2 separate regions of the Homo sapiens genome follow, and region 1 is linked to region 2. The links are chromatin contacts, found by Hi-C or POLR2A ChIA-PET in ENCODE. All regions are on one chromosome and are shown on one strand. The core of a region is the stretch at or near the end of the contact, and the rest is flanking DNA. Distances in the headings are between cores, read along the strand shown.

Region 1 (7,102 bases), core at 3,769-6,268, 330 kb before region 2:
GGAGGATCCCTTGAGCCCAGGAGTTCGAGGTGACAGTGAGCTATGATCATGCCACTGCACTCCTCCAGCCTTCGTGACAAAGAAGATAGGAGATAGGAGACCCTATCTCCAAAAATGATAACAAACAAACATACCTTGTCGGTGGGGGGGGGTACTACTATTATCCTCAATTTATAGAGAAGAAAATATGTGATACAATGTTTTCATTCATTCATCCATCTATTTTTAGCAAAAATGTGATCATACTATATACTATTCTGAATTTGCTTTGTTCACTTGGAGATATGTCCCTGTCAGAACATACATGTCTTTTTCAATTTACTTTTTTATTTTTTTGAGACAGAGTCTCACTCTGTTGCCCAGGCTGGAGTGCTGTGGCACAATCTCGACTCACTGTACTCTGCCTCCCAGGTTCAAGCGATTCTCCTGCTTCAGCCTCCTGAGTAGCTGGGATTACAGGCACTCGCCACCACACAGGGCTAATTTTGTGTTTTTAGTAGAGACGGGGTTTCACCATGTTGCCCAGGCTGGTCTTGAACTCCTGAACTCAAGTGATCCACCCACCTCAGCCTCCCAAAGTGCCGCGATTACAGCCGTGAGCCACTGTGCCCGGCCTCTTTTTCATTTTTTTAAAATAAGAATGTTTGTGTTGGCTTTATTCAGAATTGCCAAAACCTGGAAATAACCCAAATGTCCAGCAACTGGTAAATGGATAAACAGTCATCTATCCATACAATGGAATACTCTTCAGCAATGAAAAGGAATGAATTACTGACACGTCAACAACATGGATGAATCTAAGCACCATGCTACATGAAGGGGGACAGAAACAAATGGGTGCATCTGCCATGGGCCCATTGATATGACCCTCTAAAGAAGATAGAGCTATGTGGACAGAAATTAGATGAGTAATTGCCAGGACCTGTAAGTGGAGGGAATTTTCTGGGGTGACAAAAATATTCCGTATCTTGATTGTGGTGGTGGTTACATGACTGTATACATTTGTCAAAACTCATACAGGCTGGGCGCCATGGCTCACACCTGTAATCCTCACAATTTGGGAGGCCAAGATGGGAAGATCGCTTGAGCCCAGGCATTCGAGGCTGCAGTGAGCTACAATCATGCCACTGCACTCTGGCCTGGGTGACAGGGCAAGACCCCTCCCTATCTCTAAATCAAATTAAATTAAATTTGGCCAGGCGCAGTGGCTCACTCCTGTAATCCCAACACTTTGGGAGGTCAAGGTGGGCAGATCACCTGAGTGATGTCAGGAGTTCAAGACCAGCCTGGCCAACATGGCAAAACCCTGTCACTACTAAAAAAAATACAAAAATTAGCCGGGTGTGGTGATGCGCACCTGTAGTCCCAGCTACTCAGGAGGCTGAGGCAGGAGAATCTCTTGAACCCGGGGGGTGGAGGTTGCAGTGAGCCAAGATCACGCCCACTGCACTCCAGCCTGGGCAACAGAGCGAGACTCTGTCTCGAAAAAAAAAAAAATGCCACTACAAATATCCTTGTTCATCTGCCTCTCCTCACATGTGTGCATGTTTCTCTAGGCACAAATGGAACTGCCGTGTCAGAGGGTACTCATATTTTCAATTTAGGTGGAAACCACCAAATGCCCTCAGGAAACACTGTGGCAACTAACACTTTCCCAAGCCTGGAGGAGGCCTGCTTCCTCCTACCCTGGGCCACAGGAAATCAGCAAGCTTTCCTCCCTGACTCAAATCTTGATTAACCATTGGATTGCACCTACCACAACAGAACATGATAAGAGACCATACAAGAGTCTAGAATAAGAGAAAGAAACTACATTTTAAAAAATTGTTATTTTCCACATTTTTAGAAATCATTAGCAAAAAAATAATTCTAGACAACTTCCTGTCAGTGCCTCAAAAGCCTCCTTCCACTGTGACACTTGTCCGGGGAGCCCCAGAGGACTGCTGGGAAATCCATCTCAAGAAAATAGTCAGGAGATGAGAAACTGCCCCCAAACAGCCCCAAACCACATCTGAGCTGCCCAGACAGACCTCTCTGCAGCATATGGGATTGACTGCCCAAAAGGGGTGGAACTCACAGAGTTCATCAAAGGAACATGTCGTGACTTTCTGCATGGAGTAGCGAGGCCTTCAGCCTCCCTACCCCAGAGCCCAGGGGATGCTTCTGGGGCCCAGTCACCAGAAATAAATAAATAAATAAAATAATAATCTGTCTGTTCCAATGGCCTCAATACCCAGTAGGAAAAGGTGCCCCCTCTCAAACTGATGAGGAAGACTAGAGTTTGGATGAGATTTGAAACTCTGCAAAAGCCTTGGGTTCAATTTAAACCCCACTTCCACCACTGGTCTCACTGAGGGGCGTGAGACAAGTCACTTCAGCTTGCCCTCAGTTTTCTCAGCTGTAAATGGGAATGATAATACTGAATTCGTATGGTTGGACTGTCACAAGAAACAAGCAGGAGACTGCTGTGGTTAAGAACTCAAGATCCTGTAATCCCAGCACTTTGGGAGGCCGAGGCGGGCGGATCACGAGGTCAGGAGATTGAGACCATCCTGGCTAACACAGTGAAACCCCATCTCTACTAAAAATACAAAAAAATTAGCCAGGTGTGGTGGTGGGCGCCTGTAGTCCCAGCTGCTCGGGAGGCTGAGGCAGAAGAATGGCATGAACCCGGGAGGTGGAGCTTGTAGTGAGCCGAGATTGCACCACTGCACTGCAGCCTGGGCGACAGAGCAAGACTCCGTCTCAAAAACAAAAACAAAAAAAAAACTCATGATGTCGGCTCAGGGAGATCTGACTCAGAATTCCAGCTCTGACACTTGGTAATTCCAACTGAGATCCTAGGCCAAACTCAGAGCCAGCTTTCCTCATCTGCAGATGAATATAATGACTCTATCATGGAAAAATTGAGATGATTTAGGTAGATAATGTATGGAAAGTATTTAACACAAAGTCAGGCTAGGTTGTTATATTTTTATTCTTTTTTGAGAGAGGGTCTCACTCTGTCACCCAGGCTGGAGTGCAGTGGTGCAATCTTGGCTCACCGCAACCTCTGTCTCCTGGGTTCAAGCGATTCTCCTGCCTCAGCCTCCCAAGTAGCTGGGATTACAGGTGTGTGCCACTACGCTTGGCTAATTTTTGTATTTTTAGTAGAGACAGGGTTTCGCCATGTTGCCCAGGCTGGTCTCGAACTCCCAGCCTCAAGTGATCCGCCCGCCTTGGCCTCCTCCAAAGTGCTGGGATTAGAGGTGTGAGCCACCACACCCAGCCAGGTTGTTATATTTTTTAAATGACTGTGTATATCAGATCTTTGGCCTACAAAATGGAAATTGTTTTTATTATAGAAACTTGTTTAAAAGGGCTGAAATTAACTTTTATCAATTTGAGGAAAATCCCTAATGAATTGCCTGATATATAGAGAAGTGCTTTCTCTTTTATACAAGTGCTTTCTATAAACATTCCAAAATCTTTTTTTTTTTTTTTTTTTTGAGATGGAGTCTCGCTCTGTCACCCAGGCTGGAGTGCAGTGGCATAATCTTGGTTCACTGCAACCTCTGCCTCCCAGGTTCAAGTGATTCTCCTGCCTCAGCCTCCCGAGTAGCTGGGATTACAGGCACATGCGACCACACCTGGATAATGTTGGGGGTTTTTTGTAAGTTTTTTCTTTTCTTTTTTTTTAATAGAGACAGGGTTTCACCATGTTGGCCAGGCTGGTCTTGAACTCCTGGTCTCAAATGATCCACCCACATCAGTCTCCCAAAGGCTGTGATCACAGGCATGAGCCACCGCACCAAGCCCCAGATGCTATTATCATGAAAAAGCAATGGTTGGCTGGCAGGTGGGGATGGGAGGTTAAAGCTGCTTTGTGGGGATGCAAATGCAACCTTGTACCGGGCCTCATTTGCATGTGTAAAACTAGCTAGAATTGAGGTCGTTGCCCTCTCTACAGAGCTGTGAGGCCCAAATATACCTCCCAGCCAGATGTGACAAGTTCCCTTACCAGGTAAACCGGGCTTCGGTTGTTATCCATTGCAGGGATGCCCGTGAGGACCTCGGCCAACACCTGGAGAGAACAGAACGTGAGTTAGCATGGTTCAGACGCTCGTGCACACAGCCAGGCAGCAGATTCTGTCTTCTCTTCTCAGTTCTGAGCTCCAGGTGCAGCTCTGCCATTGCCAGCAGACACACCTGCCCAAAATCTGGAACATGGGAATATCACTAAACACCTCCTCCAATTAAAGATGCCACCAAGCTGCCAGTGGAAGGTTGTAATTAATTGATAGCCAGGCAGAGAAGATGGTTTTCAAAAATTCATGTGTGTGTGTGTTTATATGTATTACCATAAGATATATATAGGTATAGATAAATATAGATACACACACACGTATATATACACTATTTTTTAAAGATTGTTTCATTTAAAAATCCTTCAGCTGGCTGGGCACGGTGGATCATGCCTGTAATCCCAGCACTTTGGGAGGCTGAGGTGGGCGGATCACGTGGTCAGGAGATCGAGACCATCCTGGCTAACACAGCGAAACCCCGTCTCTACTAAAGATACAAAAAAATGAGCCAGGCGCGGTGGCGGGTGCCTGTAGTCCCAGGTGCTTGGGAGGCTGAGGCAGGAGAATGGCGTGAACCTGGGAGGTGGATCTTGCAGTGAACTGAGATCGCACCACTGCACTCCAGCCTGGGCGACAGAGCAAGACTCCGTCTCAAAAAAAAAAAAAAACACCAAAAAACCTTCAGCTATGGCAAGCAGGCATTGCTCTGTGAATCTCAGGGAAGGAAAGACTCTGCATGCAGGCAGGTATCTATTCTAGACAAATCTTGCAGCATCCATAGCATGTTTCACTCACAGGCCTTTACTAACATTATTTATTCATTAGCGCATCCACTCGCAGAAGGAGCACAACCCTGTATACGTGTAAGTCACCACAAAATTGGCAAACCATGATATATGTCTTCATAAACAGGAAACTGCTTTGAACAGGGTTTCTCAGTAGAGACAATGCTATGATGGCTAAGGGCTCTACAGTCAGGCCTGAGTTCAAATTCTGACTCTGTTCCTTATATGCTCAGGTGATCTTTAGGCAAGTAACTAAAACCTGAGCCTCAGTGTCCTCATCTGTTAAATGGGGACTAGCAGTTGTGAATATTAAAGGTGTGAAGACCCCACACTTAGTGTGGAACCTCTCTCCCACAGCATCTCTCAAAGCAAGTCAGAATAGGGTCACATTTATAGCCAAGAATCCCTCCAAGCCTGGAGGAAGGAAAGGATAAAGGTTTTAAACCACCCAGGATTAATAACAGACTGGCAGTGACCAGAAAAGGGCAGCAGAGGGCATCACTGCTGCAAGTGGGACAGGAGCCAATTGAAAAGGGACTCCTGACAGGTCCCTGCCAGGAAGGGACAGAACAAGGGGAAATGAATAAACAAAGACTTCCTGTGCCCCTTTCACAGAGCAGGCTCTGAGCCAAGTCCTTTATAGAGGTCACTGAGCACTCACCAAAAAACACTGAGCAATGCACTGTGATCCCCACAGGAGGAATCAAAGTTCAAAAGCGTTATCAGTCAACCAGAGGCAGGGCTGAGCAAAAGGGTGGCAGGAGCCAGGAGGCATTCAATGAATGAATGGATGGATGGGTGGTAGATGGATGGATGGATGGATGGATGGATGGATGGATGGATGGATGGATGGATGGGTATGTGGGTGGGAGGGTGGGTGCATGGGTGGATGAATAGATGGATAGGTGGGAGGGTGAATGGATGGATGAGGAAGTCATCTGTGACGCTAACACACCAGTTAGAAGGTCAAGAGTAAACAGATATCAGAAGGAGGGTGTAAAGGTGGGAATAACAATAACCACAGTCATCATAATATTCTTGGTAGGTGCAGGGTGCAGGGTGCCATGCTCACCTGCTTATATACATTATCCCATTCATCTCCATGTGTATCGTTAGCCCCATCTTACAGAAGGCTTAACTGAGGCCCAGAGACAGAAGTGCTAGGTGTAAGTCACACAGCTGAAAGTAACTGAGCCGGGCCTAGGGGTTCTATCCCCCTGGTTCTTTTTTTTCTTTTTTTTTTTTTTTGAGACAGAATCTTGCTCTGTTGCCCAGGCTGGAGTGCAATGGCGCGATCTCGGCTTACTGCAACCTCTGCCTCCCAGGTTCAAGTGATTCTCCTGACTCAGCCTCCCAGGTAGCTGCGATTACAGGCACATGCCACCACACTCAGCTAATTTTTGTATTTTTAGTAGAGCCGGGGTTTCACCATGTTGGCCAGGTTGGTCTTGAACTCCTGACCTCAGGTGATCTGCCCACATCGGCCTCCCAAAGTACTGAGATTTTAGGCATGTGCCACCACTCCCTGCCCATCCCCCTGGTTCTTAAAGGAGAAGGAGCCTGGACTAGCCCTGCTGAGCTTCACTGAACAACTTGCAGTGGGGCTGAGGGAGGCAGAGGAACCAGCTGGGAGACACGGAGGTGCAGAATCTGGGGTTCTGGCTGAGGGCAGAGGTGACTCAGGGCCACGGTTCTGGTAGCAGAGGTAGACAGACAGGAGACTGTGGTCAGAGAGAGGAAGTACAGAGTTCAAGGCTAGAGAAGAAAAGAGGGTGAGGCCCAAGGGGCAGCTGTATGCACTTGGCTGAAGCCAACCTGACTGTTACTCTTCTCAGCCAGCATTTCCCAGACTGGGTTCCATGGAACACTGACAAGGACAGATATTCTGAGAACACAAGGTTCCATAGTCAAATGAGCTTGGGAAACACTGCATACCCCTCTCTGGTGAATTCACAAGTACCAGATTAAAGGCTCACTACCATTCAACCAGCTTGAATTAATCTTGTGGTAAAGAAACCTGCTTGACTTTGCCTAATGCAATATTTCCAAGCCTGTCAGGGCACAAACCCTTTTAACACATCAATCCTAGAGGTCCGAAGGAACTGGAGTTCTACAGAAATATACTTTGGAGACTGCTACATGCAGACCATGAGCTCCTGAGGGGAGGGACTGTGTTTTTGTTACATTCATATTCCTAGTGCCTGGCACGACATAATGGCAGACAAGGATGGTGGTGGTGGTAGGGTGGGATGC
Region 2 (7,713 bases), core at 4,973-7,472:
TTCTGGCAGAAGAGGCCAGGAAGACATAGCGGTGAGTCTCCAGAGGAGAAAAGCGAGGCTCAGAGAGGAATAATTGGCAGGGAGGGGAACCCAGGTCTTCTGGCCCATCCTCTTAGGACACCATCCCAAGTAGCTGGAAGTACAGGCACCCACCACCATGCCCATTTGTATTTTTAGTGGAGACGGGGTTTCACCATGTTGGCTAGACTGGTCTCAAACTCCTGACCTCAGGTGATTCGCCTGCCTCGGCCTCCCAAAGTGCTGAGATTACAGGTATGAGCCACTGCGCCCAGCCACATTATTTGATCTTTAGAACAATCTGTGAAATAGGGAGGGTTGATTTTAGTCCTATAATTGGTAGGTGCATTGGTACTTGAACATATCTTCTGATTCAAATAATGTTCTTTCTACTAAATCAAGATTCAACAAGGGAATCTTGTTTGCTTCTGGAACACTACAACCATGAGGCAGGAAAAGGTGATAGGAAAGGTCCACAAAAGCAAAATTCCGACAACCTAACAAGCAGAAAACTAACATAAACCAAATGGTTTTGGTTTGTTTACATTGTTGACAATAATTTTCATAATGGGTCTTTGATAGTACTCTAAGTCCATAAAGTGCCATTCCAATAACCAAAGAAATTTCAAACTATTTGCATCCCAATTCTTTAAAAACGAGCAATCTGTGTCTGGTGCACATACTAACTCCATTATCCATACATTTCCATCTACTACTGCTCTCCAAATTTTCTCTCTACTTCAGTTTGGTTCTATCCTCTGTGAAATACACCCCGACTTTAGTTTACAATAATCCTGTCAATAATTCCATGTGAGGCTGGGCACAGTAACTCACATCTGTAATCCCAGCACTTTGGGAGGCCAAAGCAGGATGATCATCTGAGGTCAGGAGTTCAAGACCAGTCTGGCCAACATAGTGAGACCCTGTCTCTATTAAGAATACAAAAATTAGCCAGGCATAGTGTCACATGCCTGTAATCCCAGCTACTCAGGAGGCTGAGTCAGGAGAATCGCTTGAACCTGGGAGGGAAAGCTGCAATGAGCCCAGATCGAGCCACTGCACTTCAGCCTAGGGAACAGGGCAAGACTCTGTTTAAAAAAAAAAAAAATTAGGCCGGGCGCGGCGGCAGGCGCCTGTAATCCCAGCTACTAGGGAGGCTGAGGCAAGAGAATCGCTTGAACCCGGGAGGCGGAGGTTGTAGTGAGCCAAGATCATGCCACTGCACTCCAGCCTGGGCGACAGAGTAAGACCTTGTCTCAAAAAAAATAAAAATAAAAAAAATAAATAAAAAGAATTGCATGTTTTTCACACCTCCTGTGCAGCACCTAAAAGCAGTAAAATAAGAACTCAGAGAAGGAATTCATGTTCCTTGAATTGAAGGAACCAGAAAGCTCAAGAATTGCCATATTAACTGGGCCTTAAAGGATAATTAATAAAGCAGTATAAAAATAGAAAAGGGAAATTTTTAAGCAAAGGAAACTGGGAAACCACGAAACCTACATGGGGATCCATAAGAGGTTTAGTTGACTAAGACAGCATGAGACTAGGGGTATTGGGAGATAATGCAGGACTGGTGGATTGGGACCACTTTGGAAACCTCAGAGCTTAAGGCATTTAAGTTGCAACAAAGATCATAGTAGGGACTTAATGATCATGGAACAGATAATCCAGAGCTGTACTCTTGGTATATACTCACTTGAACAAAGGGATGCAGGAAGAGGAATGGGTATGAGGCAGAAACACAAAGGTCTGTTTGGGACATACTTATTTTGAGATGATAATTAGGACATCTAGAGGAAGAGGTTTTAGAGTTGTAAGTACTGCCAGCCAGGCGCGATGGCTCACACCTGTAACACAAGCACTTTGAGAGGCTGAGGCAGGAGAATCACTTGAGCCTGGTAGGTAGAGGCGAGCCAAGATGGCGCTACTGCATTCCAGCCTGGGTGAGGGAAATGAAACACTGCCTTTAAAAAAAAAAAAAAAAAAAAAAAAAAAGGCCAGGCACGGTGGCTTACGCCTGTAATCCCAGCACTTTGGGAGGTTGAGGAGGGCGGATCATGAGGTCAGGAGATCGAGAGCATCCTAGCTAACACGATGAAACCCCGTCTCTACTAAAAATACAAAAATTAGCCGGGCGTGGTGGTGGGCACCTGTAGTCCCAGCTACTTGGGAGGTTGAGGCAGAATGGTGTGAACCCGGGAGGCAGAGCTTGCAGTGAGCCGAGATCGTGCCACTGCACTCCAGCCTGGGCGACAGAGCAAGACTCCGTCTCAATTAAAAAAAAAAAAAAAAAAAAAGTGACTCAGTAATGACTAACTACATACACAATGTTTCTAGAACAAAATAATGACTACATCTCTGGAGAGGGCAGAGCTCTGCAGTTACAGATCTGGGCATCATCCAGAGACAATAAAATCAAGTGCAAAGAGACACATTATCTTTCATGCAATAAATACTGCCAGAATTTTAGGTGTGAAAGGGCCTTTAGTTTAATCACAGATCTCTTCCTTCCTGTTTTTAATGTACTTGCTCCACATCATTAGATATTATGTTCACTGTTTCACATGAATAACAAGTTTCTACTGAATTGTAAATCCCTATAAACCGAGGTACTTTAAAATTCTTTTGGATGCCATTATACAGTAGTAGACTCATAACTGATACCCAGTTAACACTGAAAGATAAATGTGAATATCCAACTAAAAGAAGAGCCCATAACCTAAGGTAGATAAATGAGAATGGACTATTTCATAGATGGAGAGATTAAATGTCTGGCCCATAGTTCTTACCAATCAGCTGTAGGTTACAACTATGACTTAGGTTCCCCATACCCAGTCTACTTCTCTATGGCCACTGCTAGGTTTCTCAAGGAGCTTCTACCCATCATCTCCTAGTGTCTAAGGCCACACCTTTCAAGCAACACACCTTTCACACTCTATCAAGCCCCAAACACAAGGCACAGTGTGGGCAGGGCCATCTTTATTGAGGTTTTTAATTAAAATGCTTTGCAGAGGAGACCACAGCCTGCCAAGGGAGCAGCTGCCCAAATGTTTCCTGACCCGTGACCTAGAGATGAAGTAATTTGATTTATTCCCTATTTCCTTTAGTCTCAATGGCTAAGGGGTAATGGATGGAAATGGGGAGAATGACCGAGTAGAGGCAAGGACGAAGCTCATTCTTAAAGAAAAACCTCAAAGTTCAACTTCAAACAGCTGAAATTTGTTTCATAGCTGTTGGTCACCCAGTTCTAGCCAACCAGGAATAAATTATAGTTTTGCCACCTCAGCAGATGGCAAAAGGAGCTTTCCAGAACTTTGGCCTGGTCTGCACCAGGTACCAACATCACAGCTGCTAAAATCACCAGAAGGGATTTTGGAACCGCTGTACTAGTGTCCTTTCATTCGATGGGATGTCCAGGCTTCACCCCAAAGAGGCTTCATTTATGCTTCTTCTCCTGTGTGCTGGTGAACCAAGAGTCTAGGAGCTTCTTGCTGTAGTACAACTGCCAGGCATGCACTTGCACTGCCAACACCAACACCAGGTACATGATGGAAACGGCAGAAAAACCAAAGAGGAAACGGTAGGCCTTGCCATGGCGGTAGAGCTGCTGTGCAGCAGGGAACATCTCCATGCTGCCATAAATGAGTGGAGCGATGGAAAAGAGTCCCATGCTGATCATGGAGAGCACCAGGTAGCTAATGTTGTTGCGGGGAAAGGAGAGAAGGCCCAAGAGAGAGGGCAAAATGCTCAGCAAATACGGGTATTCCCACTGATAGGGCATGGCCACCTGATCATGTGACAAGAGCCTCAGGTGTCCCACGCTCATCTTAGCAACCAGCAGCAGCCATATGACCAGATGTACGTAGATCAGCTTCTTGATTTCATACTTGAGAGTCACACTGTGGGGCAGAGCAGAGGGAGAAGTATCTTTCAAATTTTTCTTACCACCAACTATATGCCAGACAACTGTACTGGACACTGGGATACAAATTTGAATAAAACAGCCTAGAAGCCGGACACAAAGAACAGAGGAGGAAAAAGTAATTAGAAAATGAAGTGAAAAAGTTCTAGTAAATATATGTTCCCAGATATATGGGATCACAGGAAGGAGGAATCAACTCTGCCTGGCATGGAATGTCAGAGATGGCTATCTAGAGGCAGGTGATATCTGAACTAGGCTCAGGAATGAGTGAAGATGGGCATCCCATGCAGGAGCATGCAGACAAAAAGGCCCAAGTATTTGTGTTCCAGGAAAGCAAGTGGTTATGTGTGGCAGGAACATATTGTTAGGGGGAGAGGGGTAGTGGGATATGAATCACAAAGACTATGAGAGTTAAAAGTAGAAGAGGCTGGGCTCACAACTCTAATCCAAGCACTTTGGTAGGCTGAAGCAGGAGGACTGCTTGAGCCCAGGAGTTCGAGACCAGCCTGGCAACAAAATGAGACCCCATCTCCATAAAAAAAAAAAACAACAACAATACTACTAATAAAAAGGCAGGGCTGGGCGCGGTGGCTCACGCCTGTAATCCCAGCACTTTGGGAGGCCGAGGCGGGCAGATCACGAGGTCAGGAGATCGAGACCATCCTGGCTGACACGGTGAAACCCTGTCTCTACTAAAAATACAAAAAAATTAGCAGCACGTGGTGGCGGGCGCCTGTAGTCCCAGCTACTCGGGAGGCTGAGGCTGAGAATGGCGTGAACCCGGGAGGCGGAGCTTACAAGTGAGCTGAGATCGCGCCACTGCACTCCAGCCTGGGCGACAGACCGTGACTCCGTCTCAAAAATAAATAAATAAATTAATAATAATAATAAAGGCAGAAGGGTAGCTCAGAGCTGTGTTTAGCAAGAGGACGCTGACTGCACCATAGGATTAAAGTCTGGCGGGAGAAGGTATTGGCAGAGAGGAAACGTACTCAGGCCGCCCATACTTCTCCAGCTAGATTTTTTCATCCAAAAGAAGTACATACTTATCTTATTCTTCTAATTCTCTCACGTCCCAAACGTATCCTCCTCATATCCCTAAAGGCAATGTTTCTACTCTGGGCTGGCATGAAAACACCTGCTTAAGTTGTGAGGGCCCTTTCAGCCGGGGCCTAGAGATGTGAAACAAATGAGAGTTCAAAGAGCTTGTCATTCTTTAAAACTCTGGAGAGAGAGATGTGAAGAACATTCTGGGAGAGATCAATGGATTTAAGGAAGTAAAAATTTTAAAATTTTTATTTAAAAATATTTATTGTAGAAAATGTGGAAAGGTTGGAAAAAAAAAACAGTCATCTCTAGACTTCAAGCTCCATGAAGGCAGGGAACAGTTTTTTTTTTCTTTAATAAAATTGTTTATTGAAGGTATAACATGTATACAAAGACCACGTCTGCTTTTGCTCACTATTATAACCTAGTGTCTAGCAGTGTATGATGTTTGGAAGCTCAGTATTTGTCGAACTAGTAATTGAATGTAGAAATACCCCTTACGTGGGAGTGTTTATAAAATTCATTTTAGGCAAGGCGTCCTTAGGAAAGGCTGCCTTTTACTGTCTATATCCCCCCAAACGGCCCAAAATATAACACCTACCATATATTACGTGGTAGGCCTTATGCTACTTTCTTTACACGAATTACTGATTAATCTTTCACCAAAACCTAAAAGGCAGATTATTCTCTCCCTCTACAGATGAGGAAGCTGAGGCTCAAATTAGAAATTCGGTTTCGAAGGTGATACAGCGGGGCCAGCATCGACGTGACTCGGGAGCCCACGCAGGGCGGGAGCCCACGCGGGGCTGGATCCCCTCAAGGCACCGGGCGGAACAAGGGGTGGAGCTCGCGGGGGCCACGGGGCTTTCCAGGATGGGGGACAGGCCCGAAGCCGTCACGGGAGGAGGGGACTTGGCAGGTGAGCGGGGGCTGGCTGGGGAGCAAGACCCTGAGGCCGGGCCGGCGTCGCTCCCCAAGCCCCGCAGGCTCCAGCGGGGGAGAAAGCCTCCGTGCTCCTCGCCTCACTTCATACCTCATCTGGTAGTGCATGGCGACGCGCTCCCGGTGCTGAAAGTCGCTGCCGTCGGTGCCGGCCGCTCGCGGGCCTGCTCGAGACGCCATTGTGCCTGCCCAGAACCCCCGAACCCCTCACGCGGACCTGGTACCGCAACGACACCGCCAAGCGGCCCACTGACCCTATTTGCGCCCCCGCAGCCGCGCGGCTCCGTGAAGAGAACTTCCGGCCCCTCTGTCTCTGGAGGACCGACTCTATGGTCACTCCTCTCCGCGCAGGCGCCCTCGTTCCCTCTCGCCCCCGCCCCGCCCAGCCCCGCCTCTTGTGGAGCGCGCAGGAAATTAATCCCCAGCCTCTTTTGCTGGCGCCCAGAGGCCGCTTGAACACTTTTACTTTCTTAAGCTGTAATATCAGTTAGGATACTTCTGTCCACACTTTACAGAGGGGGAAACTGATATATTCTATGACTTTCCCTGGAGCACACATCATTCACACAGCCTCACACCTTTAATCCCAGCACTTTGGGAGGCCGAGGTGGGTGGATCACTTGATGTCAGGAGTTCAAGACCAGCCTGGGCAACATGGTGAAATCCCGTCTCTACTAAAAATACAAAAATTAGCCAGGTGTGGTGGGTTCCTGTGACCCCAGCTACTTGGGTGGCTGAGGCAGGAGAATCGCTTGAACCAGGGAGGCAGAGGTTGCAGTAAGTCGAGATTGTGCCAATGCACTCCAGCCTGGGGGACAGAGTGCAGAGTGAGACTTTGTCTCAAAATAAGTTTCTCACATTTAATTATTGCAAAGAGAAACAGGGAATCTCTCAGTGAGGAAATCTGGCTTGTCTCCCTTAAACATATAGTCAGTTAATTTGATCAATAATGAGATAAACTGATATCTTGTGCCTCTTTTAATAGACTGAGGACACAGCATCACTTCTATGATGTTTCTGCCAAAAATACCTAACTGAATCTAATCATGAAGAAATGACATAAATCCAGACGGAGGGACAGTCTAGAAGAGAGCTGGACTGTACTCTTCAAAAATGTCAAGGCCATGAAAGAAAAATTATTTCCAAATAAACTTTATCTGTAGAGACAAAGTAGAATGACCATTGCCAGAAGCTCGAGGGGTGGACAGAGAATGGGGAGCTAGTGTTTAATGGGTACAGAGCTTCAGTTCGGGAAGATGAAAAAAGTTCTGGAGATGGATGGTGGTACTGATTGCACAACTATATGTGTGTGCTTAATGCCACGGAAACTGTACACTTAAAAATGATTAACATAGTAAGTTTTATGTTATGTGCATTTTACCACAACAAAATACTAAGCGAAACTTTAAAGAAAGAAGTTATATTATCCGAATAAAGAAAAAAAGAAAGAAAAAAGCATGTATAGTGAGCATCTTCCATGCACCAGGATGCTCTGCTATGACCTGGGGACGCAGAAATAAACATGGTCCATTTCCCCTGAGGGATCCCAGCCCAGTCGGGGGAAGAACTTGTACCCATGAAGCTAAGAAATTCAAGAAAACACAGGAGGCTGAGGGAGGAAAAATGAGGCCTCTCTCCCTGACCTGGAGGGTTAGGAAAGTCTCTCTGGAGTGGCAGCAATTGAGCTGAGGTCTGAAGCCTGAGTGGGAATTGGCTAAAGAGGTGGGGAGCGGAAGAGCTTTTCAGGCAGAGGGAACAGCATGTGTGAAGGCCCCAAATCCAGA

Evidence for each region. Hi-C counts contacts between places; a loop is a spot of excess contacts on that map. ChIA-PET counts read pairs that join two places held with the same protein, here RNA polymerase II (POLR2A). Pooled maps may share reads with other maps.
Region 1: a loop to region 2 is called in a pooled map, with 4 times the contacts of the local background. The contact joins the enhancer-like site here to the promoter of JAGN1 in region 2. A Hi-C loop is called at or near these places in 1 of 37 single-sample maps with no recorded cell type and 9 of 50 pooled maps. POLR2A ChIA-PET finds 5 or more read pairs at or near these places in 1 of 52 experiments (activated naive CD4-positive, alpha-beta T cell).

Annotation. Positions count from the first base shown.
Region 1 is chr3:10,223,332-10,230,433 of GRCh38, reverse strand. It overlaps IRAK2 (interleukin 1 receptor associated kinase 2), which reads right to left. Exons shown (of 13, transcript NM_001570.4): 10 at 4,001-4,063. Among named protein-coding and RNA genes, the nearest start is that of TATDN2, 22 kb to the left of the region's middle. RefSeq lists a silencer at 3,715-4,009 and enhancers at 4,123-4,172, 4,348-5,130. Within about 2 kb of position 5,018, at least 13 of the 41 ENCODE cell types and tissues checked have a DNase peak (open chromatin) inside an H3K27ac peak, as active enhancers do.
Region 2 is chr3:9,889,119-9,896,831 of GRCh38, reverse strand. It overlaps JAGN1 (jagunal vesicle mediated transporter 1), which reads right to left and starts at 6,222. Exons shown (of 2, transcript NM_032492.4): 1 at 6,021-6,222; 2 at 2,483-3,917. The coding sequence starts at 6,109. The coding sequence ends at 3,455.